2 separate regions of the Homo sapiens genome follow, and region 1 is linked to region 2. A link is a contact called in ENCODE Hi-C data. All regions are on one chromosome and are shown on one strand. The core of a region is the stretch at or near the end of the contact, and the rest is flanking DNA. Distances in the headings are between cores, read along the strand shown.

Region 1 (2,700 bases), core at 195-2,694, 2.4 Mb after region 2:
TCCAGGCGAAGTGAGCGGAGTACTTGTTTGTCTCTGGCCTCCATTTCTCCCTGGAAAGAGCCAAAATCACAGCTCAAATTACAGACATGTTGATGTGGCCCTAAAGACAGTGTCACTGCAATGTAAGTTCCTTCAGGTCAAGCACATCTTTAAACCATAGCAGACTGCCAGGTCATGGTATTTAATTCACTGATTAAGCCAAGCCAGGTTAATTTTGAATGTTTCCTAACATAATGAACAACAATGAAGATGAATCATCTTTTCTGTTTCTGCTTTTCACACAATGGGGTCCCAGCTCAATTCCTCGTTCAATAAAGAAATTTGGAAAAAGAAAAAAAAAAAGTGGGTCAGAGACCCTTCTGAACAAGCAATTTTTATCTGAAGATTACAGAGCAGCACTAATTTTAACACGCTGGAGAAGAAATGGTGGTTTTATTTTCACATTGCCCTCATCAGACCTGCACCACCACCACCAAGGCAGAAACTGCCAAGGTGGACGCAGGTCCCCTTTTTTTGATCACAAGTATTTGCAAAACCTGATCAGTAATAGGAGTGCAGGACAGAAATCAGCAGGTTCAGAATTTAAGGCTCTTTTCGCTAAAAGTCCTCTACACGATCACCTTTAAGAAAATTGTTGTTTGTGCCCAGTCTACAATAAACTTTACACAATATACAGTCACAGACTCCATTCCTTCCCACTAAGAATTCCGAATCTCCAGCACAACACTGTCGTGGCCGCACATGCATGGGACATTTTATGGGATTTTTTTCTTTCAAAAAAAGCACACACCCCAGCACTGGTCAGTAGCCAGGCACGATTTGAAGGTGCAGTTCCACCACCCCTGCACCAGTGTGCTGTGGCTTGGTTGTGTGTAAGGCAGTGAAGGTTAAGTGACCGGGAAGGCAGGCAGGGATGACAGATGGGGCTTCAGACACACCCGGGCAGTACGACCACGGCTAGGCGACACCCGATCCCACACTCCCCCTCGCAACCCTGTAAAGTTCAGGAGGTGACAGGTGAGGAGGGGAGGTGTTCACGTTTGGCCGTGAGCGCCCATTGGGAACTATTTAAAAAGGCTCTGCTTCGGCCGCTGAAACCCTTGTATCAAACAGGAAGACTACGGGCGGTTTCTGCGGCAACTTGACCCGCTAAAGAGGGAGTGCTGGGAATGAACTAAAGAGCGGACCAAGGGGAGAGCGGGCCTCCGGCACTGCCGCAGCCACCCAGCCTTGGCCCGGATCGGAAATGCGGAGCAAGTTAGCGGGGCGGGGAAGCCCCCGCAGGGCCCAGGTCGCAGACGCTACAATGCAGGACTTTCAAAGAAAGATGGATTCCTGTTACTTACGTCTGCAACCACGTATCTTTGGGGCGGGGGAGAAAAACTGCAACCGGAATCCTGACTGTTAGGGAACCTGCCCCATAAGCACCATCTTTGTTAATGGCGAAAACCCTAAACAGGAAGTGTTGACACCATCTTTGTTGAGGGCAAGTACAGGAAGTGCTGTCGCCATTTTTATTGAGCGTTCAAGGGTCGGATCGAAGCTCTTCCCGCCATGCTTACTGTGGGTAAACAATTCAATAGCGGGGAGATGGACAACCGTAGTGTCACTTAAAGGGTATCTAAGTAATGGAGTAATTGAATCATTGCATTTTAACACAGTAACTCCATCAGGGCCTCGCACACAATTGACCTAACAGAGAGGCAGGTCAAAAGCCACCCTAGTAGAGAAGCCTTCTCTGACCTATCTGATTAAAACGGCAAGACAGCTGCGCTCATTTCCTGCACTCCCCATTAACCAGCTTTATTTTTTACGCATCACCATCTTATTAAAACTTTTCACTTATTCATTTGTTTATCCTTCTGCTTCCCTCCATTAAAATGCAAGGTCATTTATTTATATCAAGGGTTCCTGCCCGCAAAGAGTTTACAAATCTGTCAGTCAGGATTTCATTGCAGCACTCAGCTAGTTACTCCTAGTCAGAAAGGGATTCGTTAGGGGGAATTGGGGACATTCGAAATCATTGGAAAGGCTGGAGAAGGGCTGAGCTGAACATCCATGGATGACTACCTAGATAAGATTGCTGATTGTGGCTGCTGCCCACAATCAGGAAGATGGCGTCAGGAAGTTGCCATGCCTGGTCCCCAACCTCCTCTCAACACCGACAGAACAATTAACAGGACACTGGAACAGTGCTGCAAAAAACGGTGGTCTCCACGGCTGCATTTGCCAGCAGCAAGAAAACAGCACCTGCAAATCTTGCTTTGCTGCGTGCCATTGGTGAGACCAATCTGACATGCAGAATATTAGCAGCAAGGATGTCTAGAGCATGTAGTTGGTAGCTTTCCAGCTTGTGAAACACAAAAAGGTATAGTAAATGAGGGAAGGCCTGACACTTAAAGCCAATCTACTGCATCCACCACATTTTCAATGTGGAAAGCAAGAAAAAATGCATGACCCAAATACAGAGAAACACAGCAATGCCAAATTGGGTGTCCTTCCTCACATTCCTTTGTGAAGCGAGGCAGGCGATCAATAAATACATTCATTGATTCATTTTTAAATCAATTGGATGATACATACAGAAAGTCATATGCTTACTAAAAATCAGTTGACAGTACAGGGGGAAAAAACTCCTAAAATATTATTTCTGCAAAGGTTTTCACAGCCAAACCCTTTGGTGGAAAATGAAAATATCTT
Region 2 (2,700 bases), core at 9-2,508:
CTATGCTTCCTGTACAGCCTGCGTAACTGTAAACCAATTAAACCCCTTTTCTTCCCAGTCTCAGGTATTTATAGCAATGCAAGTACAGCCTAACATACTGTCCTCTTCATATAGACTACTACCTCTGGTTAATGACTAGCCAGCCACTGAAGCCGAAAGCCTGGGCCACCTTCGTCTCCTCTCAATCTGTGAATCCACTTATATAAGTATTCCTTCTATTCATTCCTTCCTCTCTATCCTAACTTACTACTTACCTATGTCAGGCCCCCAGCATCTTCTGATTGAGCCATTTTAATAGTTTCCTAAATCTCCTGCTAATGGTTTTGATACCGCATTTTATAACATGAGTCTGACCATGCTTTATCAGTCGCCTGCTGAAAACTCTTCAGTGGGTCCCCCATTAATGCACCCAGGATTAAAAGGCCACCTATTTAAGGTCCTTCGAAACCTAGCCTCTTCCAATTTTTCCAGTTTTAATTTTGAGGCCCCACCCTAAAGGCAAGGCATCCTTCAATCCTCCTTCACCTGCCACAAAGGCCCCAGAGCTGAGCTAGATGTCCCAGCTCTGTACTCCCATTGCGACCAGTGCATAACTTTTATAGAAATTCATTAGTTTCTAAGATGGGAATGTTGGCTTTCTCCGTTTGAGAGATGCAGGTTCTGGGGATATACATAATAAACACTGAAACTGACAAAACAACTGTTTAAACCTTGAATTACTTACAGCTAAAAACAAAAAACAATTACTGTGCCTCCCCGTCGGGGAATCGAACCCCGGTCTCCCGCGTGACAGGCGGGGATACTCACCACTATACTAACGAGGAACCGCACGAAAGAAAGCCTTCTGATAGGCCTTTTCTACGTTTTTGCTCCGCCCCGCCCTCGCTATATGCAAACACCAATGAACCTGATTTTCTTACGTTTGCCACCACAGCTTCCACGAAAGTTGAACAGAGCCAAAATGGTAGTGTTCAGTTTTATCTCCCCCTCCATTCTCATCATTTCCCTTCGGCCACCCTTCTAACTGCCCCTACTCCCCTCCTCTTCTTCAGCTCCAGGAGCACGCTTGGTCCCCCTCAACATCCCTAACACACACGCTCCCAGGTAGCCAAGCGCCCGCTTGCCGCGCGGCACCATGGAACTTGTAGTTCCTTCACCCATCCCCCAACGCTCGTCTGACTTTAAGAAACTTCCTTTCCCGGCGTGCACCGCGAATCCCTCCTCCTCTTCTTTACCTCTCTCCCTCCTCCTCAGGTTCTCTATCGACGAGTCTGGTAGCTGAGCGTTGGGCTGTAGGTCGCTGTGCTGTGTGATCCCCCAGAGCCATGCCCGAGATAGTGGATACCTGTTCGTTGGCCTCTCCGGCTTCCGTCTGCCGGACCAAGCACCTGCACCTGCGCTGCAGCGTCGACTTTACTCGCCGGACGCTGACCGGGACTGCTGCTCTCACGGTCCAGTCTCAGGAGGACAATCTGCGCAGCCTGGTACAGTGGGGCGCCTGCCCAGTGCCCGCCTCTCCCGGGCTCCCTGCCCCTCGACCCTAGTCCTTGCGGGCTCCCGGATCTCCGGCTCACCCCGCCGCGGCCCCTGCCTAGCCCCACGTCCCCGTCTGCTCTTCTGTAGCCTCCATCCAACTCATGTTGTGCACTTCAGCCCCCAGATCTCTCACAGCACCCCTTCTCAACCCCGCTTACGCCTCTGCATCCCTTCCCTCAGCCCCCACTTATACGTATGTCTCCTCCGCCCCTCGCCTGGATCCTCTCTCCGAGGTCCCTGGGCACATCCAGCGCCTCGTCCACTCCTCTCAACTCACCCAGCCCTTAGGTGTCATCTTTGCAGTAGCCCCCATAATTTTAGTTCCTGGCTCTAATTACTCCATGGCCTCCCCATTGCTTCGGCCTGCGGCCCAGAACCCCCTTCTTCAGGCCCCAGACTTTTCCCAGCCCCCTGGGCACCTTCCTCAGTCAACAATCTCACCCAAGTCTCAGATCCCATGTCCTGTCGATCCCTGATCCCACGGTTGCCTCCCGGGAACACTTATTTCAATCCACAGGTCTGCAGGGCACCACCCATCCGTCTCCCTCCTAGTTCCCTGGATCTCCCTGCTAGTCGTTCTCAAGCCTCTTAGGATTTCCAGCCCCGGCCGGGCAGGCCTCTTCTTTCCGCCCTACTTTGAAACTAACAGTCCCTGCTTGCTAACTCTAGGCGCAGCTCTCTCTCTTCAGGGTCCTTTCTACTTTTTAATCTTATCAACTTTCTTCTAATAATTTAAGAACGGATGGGACGTTCAAATTTTCTAAGGATGATTCAATACGCTTTTTTAATAGTTGGTTCCAAGGAGCCAAGTAGTTATTTCACTTAGAAAACACATACTTCTACAAACTCTATAACCATTGGAATGAAGAAAGGTTGTAGATTCATGGAATATTATTCAATGATTTTATCTGTATCATAACCTATATTTAATGTTCTTGCTCAAATTGCCCAATAGTATTTGGTTTATACCTTTCATCTGAAGGTACCTTTCACCTGAAGAATTTCATAGAAGATCATTTTAAAAATAAGAGGGTCATGAAAAGACAGCCAAATTCGGCTTCTTCACCAGGGCAGGATGCTACATGTGTATTTTACACAGTGTAGCATGGTGAAATCTACTAAAGCACATCAATAAGCAATCAGATCAGATCGGGCAGATAAGAA

Evidence for each region. Hi-C counts contacts between places; a loop is a spot of excess contacts on that map. Pooled maps may share reads with other maps.
Region 1: a loop to region 2 is called in a map of CD8-positive, alpha-beta T cell, with 18 times the contacts of the local background. The contact joins the promoter of CRADD here to the promoter of LTA4H in region 2. A Hi-C loop is called at or near these places in 2 of 168 maps with a recorded cell type or tissue (CD4-positive, alpha-beta memory T cell and CD8-positive, alpha-beta T cell) and 9 of 50 pooled maps.

Annotation. Positions count from the first base shown.
Region 1 is chr12:93,676,119-93,678,818 of GRCh38, reverse strand. It overlaps CRADD (CARD and death domain containing adaptor protein), which reads right to left and starts at 1,444. Exons shown (of 3, transcript NM_003805.5): 1 at 1,347-1,444; 2 at 1-50. The coding sequence starts at 44. RefSeq lists enhancers at 573-1,387, 1,360-1,599, 1,388-2,203.
Region 2 is chr12:96,034,145-96,036,844 of GRCh38, reverse strand. LTA4H (leukotriene A4 hydrolase) reads left to right here and starts at 1,258. Exons shown (of 19, transcript NM_000895.3): 1 at 1,258-1,484. The coding sequence starts at 1,326. TRD-GTC2-8 (tRNA-Asp (anticodon GTC) 2-8) reads right to left here and starts at 824; the gene lies at 753-824. RefSeq lists enhancers at 500-549, 570-619, 1,060-1,479, 2,070-2,159 and a silencer at 1,530-1,629.